Linked DNA regions of Homo sapiens: region 1 is linked to region 2. Evidence: chromatin loops called from intact Hi-C (ENCODE). Cell type or tissue: mammary epithelial cell. All regions are shown on one strand. Each heading gives the region's core, and the rest is flanking DNA. Links, peaks and the distances in the headings are about the cores only.

Region 1 (3,813 bases), core at 898-3,397, 570 kb before region 2:
ATGATTAGTTAATATATCTCTTAAGTGACTTTTAAGCTATTGATGTCCCTCAGTTTCATTTTTTCCCCTTTAAACTTGTTACAGAGACTTGGTGGTTTGTCCACGAGACTTTCCCACAGTCTGGATTCTGCTGAACACCACAACCACCGCCCGCCTCCCCAAGTTTATTTTCTGTAGATCAGTAATTTAATCTAGAGGTTTGATCAGATTTAGTTCAAAAATTGTGGCACGTCTACTTCATAGATGAAAGCACTTCTTTCAGGGCCACATAATGTCTGCTTGTGTCTCTTTGTGACATTTGCAGCCATTGATCATCATTGCCTGAGTTCTCCAATTCATTAGGGTCACAACTGGTGATTCCTAAATTTATCATTTCTTTTTCACTTATAACTTGAGATAATATAGAGAAACTTCCTCACCTACTATTGACTTACTCCACAGTACAGTTCATATAAGAAAGGCAGCCTCAATGCTTGATTTTTTCCTTTATTTTCCAGTTTTCAATGTCACTTTCATGCTGGGATATTATTACCATTCTCTAAAGTGACCACTAAAGTTTTATTATTATTTTTAGTATTATTACAACCTCATGGATTTTATACTGATGTGCTTTATCCATCACAATTTTTTTTTTTTTTTTTTGAGACGGAGTTTCTCTTTTGTTGCCCAGGCTGGAAGGCAGTGGTGCAATCTTGGCTCACTGCAACCTCCGCCTCCCGAGTTCAAGCGATTCTGCTGCCTCAGGCTCTTGAACAGTTGGGATTACAGGCATGTGCCACCATGCCTGGCTAATTTTGTATTTTTAGTAGAGACGGGGTTTCTCCGTGTCAGTCAGGCTGGTCTTGAACTCCCAACCTCAGGTGATCCACCCACCTTGGCCTCCCAAAGTACTGGGATTACAGGTGTGAGCTACCGCGTCCGGCAATCCATCACAATTTTTATCCTTAGAATTCCCCTCTTTGGCCAATGAGAGCCTCTTCAAGTTGGCTCCTGAAGTCCCTTTGACACATGACATTACTCTTTCATAGCTTGTTTTCTGAAATGACAAATTCTCCAGCCTCATCTTGTACATTTTTTACTCCACACCTAAAACAACCATTTCTCCAAGGAGCTTTCGGGAACTCATATTATTTAAAGACTCTTCAGGTAATTCTGATGTGCAGCCACGTTTGGGAACTGCTAGGCATCTGAGGTTCCTTCCAACTCCAAAACACTTTTGTTTTTTCCTCTTGCTAATTAAAGTAGCAAACATATATTTGAAATGATTGTTAAACACTAATATGAAATAAAAAAATACTTCAATGATATATTCTTTTCCTTTGTGCATTGTGCTTTAAATTTGTACAATGTTTTAAATGCAATTTGACCAAATGTATTATGCTTTAAATATTTTCATACACTTTGACCCAGAAATTCTACTTTTAGAAATCTGGTCTAAGGAAATTTTTTTTTTTTTTTTTTTTTTGAGACAGGGTCTCACACTCTTGCCCAGGCTGGAGTGCAGTGGCACACACAGTTCACTGCAGCCTCGACCTCCCCTGGCTGAGATGATTCTCCCACCTCAGCATCCTGAGTAACTGGAACTACAGACATGTACCATCATGCCCGGCTAATTTTTGTATTTGTTTTGTTTGTTTGTTTGTAGAGACAGGGTCTCCCTATGTTGCCCAGGCTGGTCTTGAACTACTGGGCTCAAGCAATCCTCTCACCTCAGCCTCCCAAAGTGCTAGGATTATAGGCGTGAGCCACCACACCTGGCAGAAAACAATTTTTAAAATATAGAAAAAGAGGCATGCATCAGGGCTTATTTGCAAATTGTAAAACATTAGACATAGCTCTAACATCCAAAAATCGGGAGCAGTTTGTAAGACTGCTAAGAATTTACTGGAAGGAATATTATGAGGCCATTAAATGATGCCTGGGAGGACTATGCAGCTGTTGCACAATTGTATTTATGATATGTTAAAATATGCATACGAATAAAGTTTAAGATGGAATATATCAAAATGATAGTAGTAGGTTAGTAGACTTTACAGATGATTACTCCCTACACTCTGTCCTTTTCCACAATTTTTGCAAAAATTACTTAAAACCTGCATTTTAAGATTCTGTAAGTCTAATATTACATGATTAACTGACTTGCTGTCCTTTGTCATTTAGAAAGAACAGGGCTTAGGAAAGGAGGAGGCACAGAGTATAAGTCACAGTCCAAAGTTTGGGGCAATACCTGGGGAGTATTGGGACTGGAGGAGGAAGCGCTGGGCTGAGAAAGGCCGGTGGGTGTGACAGTGGACATGACTCTCCTGCCTTCCCTGCAGTTTTGCCTGAGCGCATGTCTTTGTTATGCTCACCAACTCATCAGCTAGGAGCAGGGCTTGGAATCTCTGAAAGTTCCTTAGTCTCTCTCTTGGACATCCCAGGCATTTCCCCACTGGGGAGTACTGTGGATTCATTTTCACACCAAGAAAATCAACAAATGCAGCTTGCTGGGGATGACTGTCCAGCCTGGCATGCTAAGGAATTTGGTAACCAAGGGAATCAATAACAATTTGTTTGGGCTTGTACTTTTAATGATTTAGACTTTGAACAAGCTCCTTTGGATTGTATTTATTGGTATATGAGGCAACTTTTCTCAAATCCTTTCTCACATCTGGAAGCCTTTCCCTGGCTTTCTCTCTCTTGACAGGAGGTGGCACCTGAGGTGAAGCTGAGTGGGAGGAAGGATAGAAGCCCTGGCTGGGACTGCTAGCACCCACCCAAGCCCCTTTGACCCCCATCTGCTGGCGTCTACTCCGCTTATCACCCTAGCATTTCACCCTCACGGGAGAGATGATGCTTGAGGGGTAAGGACGGAGAGGCAGACAGGAGCCACATTACAGAGGACTTGGAATGCCAGGCTGAGAATTTTGGACTTTCTTCTGTAAGAGCCACAGGAGCTTTTAAGCAAAGGAGTGACGTGGTCTGGCATATAATTTAGGAGAACCACTCTGGTGCAGACTGGGGAAGACGTTGGTGTGAGGTGAAACCAGCGTGAGGGCCGCCAAAGCTAGGCCAGGTAAAAGGCCGTAGGTAGTAATATGGTAGAATGGTAGTAATATCCCAGCATGAAAGTGACAGAGCTGGCTGCAGCAGAAAGGATGGGATTGATTCATCCATGGAGGAAAAGGCTGCTGTTAGTTACCAAATTCTGTTGTCTTTTCCTCCTTGGCATGTGGCTGGACCACTTGTCCTATGGCTGCTATAACAACCACAAACTTAATGGCTTGAAACAACATACATTTGTTTTCTTACAGTTCTGGAGGTCAGAAGTCTGACAGTGCTGGCAGGGCCGCTTTCTCATGGGGGCTTCAGGAGAGAATCCTTTTCTTTGCCGTTTCCACCTTCAAGAGGCCACTTGCATTCCCTGGAGTGTAGCTACTTCTGCTTTCAAGGACAGTCACTCCAACCTGTTTCTATCTTCATGTTTCCTTGTTTTTGATTTGTTCTGTTTTGTTTTGTTTGGCCCTCTTTGCCCACCTGTATAACCCAGTATCATCTCATATTAAGACTGTCACGCGCGTTCGTGTGAAGAGACCACCAAACAGACTTTGTATGAGCAATAAAGCTTTTTAATCACCTGGGTGCAGGCGGGCTGAGTCCGAAAAGAGTCAGCGAAGGGAGATTAGGGGTGGGGCCGTTTTATAGGATTTGGGTAGGTAGTGGAAAATTACAGTCAAAGGGAGTTGTTCTCCGGAGGGCAGGGCCCAGGGTCACAAGGTGCTCAGTCAGGGAGCTTCTGAGCCAGGGGAAGGAATTTCACAAGGTTAATCGCTC
Region 2 (3,813 bases), core at 899-3,398:
GTTGCTCAAATAGACTCTTTAAAATTAAAAACACAACAAAATAAACCTAAAACCTGCAATGTATTTGAATGTGAATTAGTGTTAATTTATCCAGCTCTAGACATAATGTGATGCTTCAATTTATCTCTTTAATTTTGGAAAATTATCAACCATTATCCCTTCAAAATATTGCCACAATTCAATTCTCTTTAGTTTCTCCTTTTGAAATTTTTATTGATGAATTCTGGATTTTTAAAAAGTGCTATCCTCCATATCTCTTAACTAGCCTTTCATATTTTTTATCTGTACTACATGCTGGGCCATTTGCCAACTTTATATTCTGTTTCATCGCTGGGTTTAATATGACATTTATGTCATTCCCTTTAGTTTTTAATGTCAATATTTGCACTTTTCATTTTGAAAAGTTCTTTTTTTCCTATTATACCATTCTTTTCTAATTTTTCCCCACTCCACTGTTTACCTCTTTAGTCTCTTTAGTGTGCTCATTTGATAATCTTTCTCATATTTTTGTAATTTTTGTTTAGTTCCTTAGGGTGCTTGTCCTTCTGATTTACTTTTGTTTTGCTTATCTCCTTTCTTTCCTTCCTTTGCTCAACATGGTGGAGTTATTCTTCTTGCGGCCTGTACATTTTTTATTGTGAGCTCATTTTCAGAAAAGATTCTGTTTTTTAAGTGGGATTTCTATGTACCTGGGATGTGAAAGTATCACCTCAGGGCAGTTTCAGTGTATTTGGAAATAGGAAGAGGGGATACGGCTGTGACAGTTGTTTCAATAGTCCTGAAAACTCTCCATGTTAATTTATTGGCTTACATTTCCTGTATCACAACTGCCCAGGCTAGGGATTTTGATTTCTCAAATTCCAGATAGATGGCAAGTTTCGTTGCTATTTCTTAAGGCTGCTCTACACAGTCTATGTGACTGAAGGAACACTTTGAAATTGCAGGCCCTATTCAAAGAGCTTTGCTCAAGTTGTATTACCATGAGTGAACCTTTAGACAGGGTTCTGATTTCCACATGGAAATGGGATTCCAGCTCCAAAACCTCTGGGCAGTATATGCCATATAAAATCACATGGCCACTGACAGTGGCAGCTTCCCACTCTTGCTGTGATTTTTCTCTTGTTTCTCACACTTGGAGAATTTCCTTTTCTCTCCTTCAAAATCAACTCTACATTTAGTAATGTTCGCTTTTTAAAATAAAGCCTTTCTTTGAGTTTTTAGTGCATAGGACCTATCATTTTAATCCACCATGTTCTGAACATTCTAGGATCATGAAATATGGTTGTTATTATTCTTACTTGTCCTCCAACCACTTTCTTCCAATAATGGATTCCATGTCACTGGTCACAGGGATGGGAATGTGACTCAGATCTGACCAGTGACCTTGTTTAATTCCCTTCGAGTATTATGTGATTGGCTTATGGGTGATCTTCTGATACAAGCAGAGGCAAACAGAGTCTTTGTGACTGATATGCAAATATTGGGAGAATGAAATGTTATTTTGAGCTAAAAAAAAAAAAAAGTAAGCCTGGAGATGCCATTAGTCACCTTCTCCTGCTTTCTAGAGTAAGCTATCTATCTGCACCATGAAAGAATGAGGCTAGCACTCAGAGACAATCGGGGCCAAGAGAGAAAAAGAACAGATAGACAGCCATGTTTGAAGTCTTAAGCCTGGCATGTCCAGAGTCAGCTCAATCCCTGTTAAACAGGCCAGTGGACAAATTTTGCTGAAGCTAATTTGAATTGGGTTTCTATCACTTTCATCACTTGCATCTGACTTATATACCAATAAATTAAAGTACATTGGAACTGAGATAAGAAACCATCCACATGGATTTCTTTTATTTATTTTTGGTAGGCCAATTTGTCACGCATGACTTGACACGAGCAAAGCAAGTTCTAAGTTACGGGGTAGAGTTCTGGAGACGCTGCCAGTGAATGTCAGATCTCATCCGTGAGACAAAAGACAGAGTCACAGAATATAATCAAGGTCAAGTCCCAGTAATCTGAACAGGGACATTAAGAGGTAGGGTAGGGGAGATGCCAGAGTCAGGAACCAGGGAACAGGAATGAGAGAAAAACAAACAAGACAGCAGCAGCAGGCAGGGGTGTGGGCAGCACACCGAGCACACAACTTAAAGCTGGAATTCAGCTGAGCACTGCTTCCCAGCCTCTGTTTAAAGATCCCAGGGTGGCCTTGCCATTCCTGCCATGTGATGCCACCTGGTGTCTGAAAAATGAAGTCAGCATGAAATTGACTCCCAAGACAAGGAGTCCTTAAGCAAAAACAGCCATAACTTTTTTTTTTTTTAATTATGTATCACCCCAGTATCTAGACAGGCATCAAAATAAATGAGTTTCATGCTGATTATCAGTTTTCAAGGCAAATATCAAAGTGAATTACCTTCAGAAAGATGTGTCAAGATATAAGAAACTTGTTCTTAAGTTAAGCAGATTCATGAGAAATATACCTCTGGTTGTGATAACAGTTTCAGTTAATTCTGATCAAAAGGGGACAGCTTCTTATCACCTCTGTGTTTACAACTATGGGTCAAATTGGAGGAGCACTAATGAGGGTTTCTAACAAGGCTTTTCAAATAGTTGGAAGAAGCAGAATGAACATGAAATATCTATCTCTGGAAGAGGTTTTAATGATTAGTATTATAAAACGTCTCCCCATCTGCTTCTGAAGGGGTCTATGAACTCATTCATTCAGTAGTTATTGGAGAACCTACCAAATAATTGCCTATGTGTTGTGAGGGATGGAGAAAATTTGCCTTTAAGGAACTCGAAATCTACTTCAAGATGACGTTACCAAGAGAAAAAATGGAATTATTTTAGGAATATATTTTTATAACCAAACCCTATACATGTAAGCTATTTTCTGAAATGGTTTCTAGGGTGAGGTTTTGTTACGCATATTAAATCCCTTTATAGATATTGTTTGCCTACTTCAGTGAGGAGTTATTGAGGGCCGAGATGAGTGGCTATGCCCATCCAGTCTTTGTCACCAACACTTGGCATAATGTCTGGCACATACTGATCCTCAGTACATTTCTCTTGAACGGTTGGATGATAGTTCAAGGTTCCCCTCAGTTCCACGGTTGCTTGAGTCTTATAGCCATCCAATTACCTTCCATATTAAATTTCCCTCAAGATACATGGGCGGTAAGAAATGTAGTCTTTCAAAATGCCACTCAAAGTGCCAAGCGTTCACTGGTATCACACTTTAAATGACATTATCTAGCAAGAACTTCTCTGCAGCATAACAGTCTCATTTAAAAAGACAAAATTGGTGCTCCATTTCTTCATCTTTTTAAATAATTGATGACATCGAATTTCCTTATAAGCATTTACTTAACAGGGAATAAAGACATCTAGTATGTATTTATTGTCATCCAAGAGTCAGCTGTTTAATGAGATACTTATTTTATCTCTAAGAAAACCTGGAGGCATTTGCACACTGTGGAATTATTTTATGAGTAGGTTTCAGTACAACAATAGCAGTATTTCTGTTTTGCAGATAAATGGCCCAAAACAGCCAACATCTTCTTTCTCTTCTATCATGGGTAGCAAAAGAATTTCAGACTTCTACCTCTGTGCAATCTGCACTTAAATGAACATTGCCAATTATTAAGTATGTTAATGGGGATTTTTGGGACCAGAGTCTATCATAAGTAGTTTGCTCTATTTTGGTAAATATATGCAAGCCAAAAGAAAAAAATAAAAATCACTTGTGATTCCACATAACACTTCTGACTCCATGTAATTTATATATAAATAATACAAATGTTATATGTTATTTATATATAC

Evidence for each region. A loop is a pair of places that touch in the nucleus more often than their neighbours do. Peaks named below come from ENCODE experiments on the same cell type or tissue, not always from the same donor. Only the 100,000 strongest peaks of a DNase experiment are listed, where the experiment ranks them.
Region 1: it touches region 2 in a loop (9-fold over the local background); 11 of 110 quality-filtered maps call a loop at or near these places.

Annotation. Positions count from the first base shown.
Region 1 is chr3:143,068,772-143,072,584 of GRCh38, forward strand. No RefSeq gene overlaps it. Among named protein-coding and RNA genes, the nearest start is that of CHST2, 49 kb to the right of the region's middle. RefSeq lists an enhancer at 3,457-3,813 and a silencer at 3,604-3,802. In mammary epithelial cell, for the core only: CTCF peaks have their summits at 2,444 and 2,677 (motif pointing right); a DNase peak (open chromatin) is centred at 2,530; H3K27ac peaks cover 533 bases.
Region 2 is chr3:143,642,467-143,646,279 of GRCh38, forward strand. All of the region lies in intron 6 of SLC9A9 (solute carrier family 9 member A9), which reads right to left. The region is part of intron 1 of LOC102724120 (a long non-coding RNA gene); the gene reads left to right. Among named protein-coding and RNA genes, the nearest start is that of SLC9A9, 200 kb to the right of the region's middle. In mammary epithelial cell, for the core only: a CTCF peak has its summit at 2,223 (motif pointing left); a DNase peak (open chromatin) is centred at 2,205.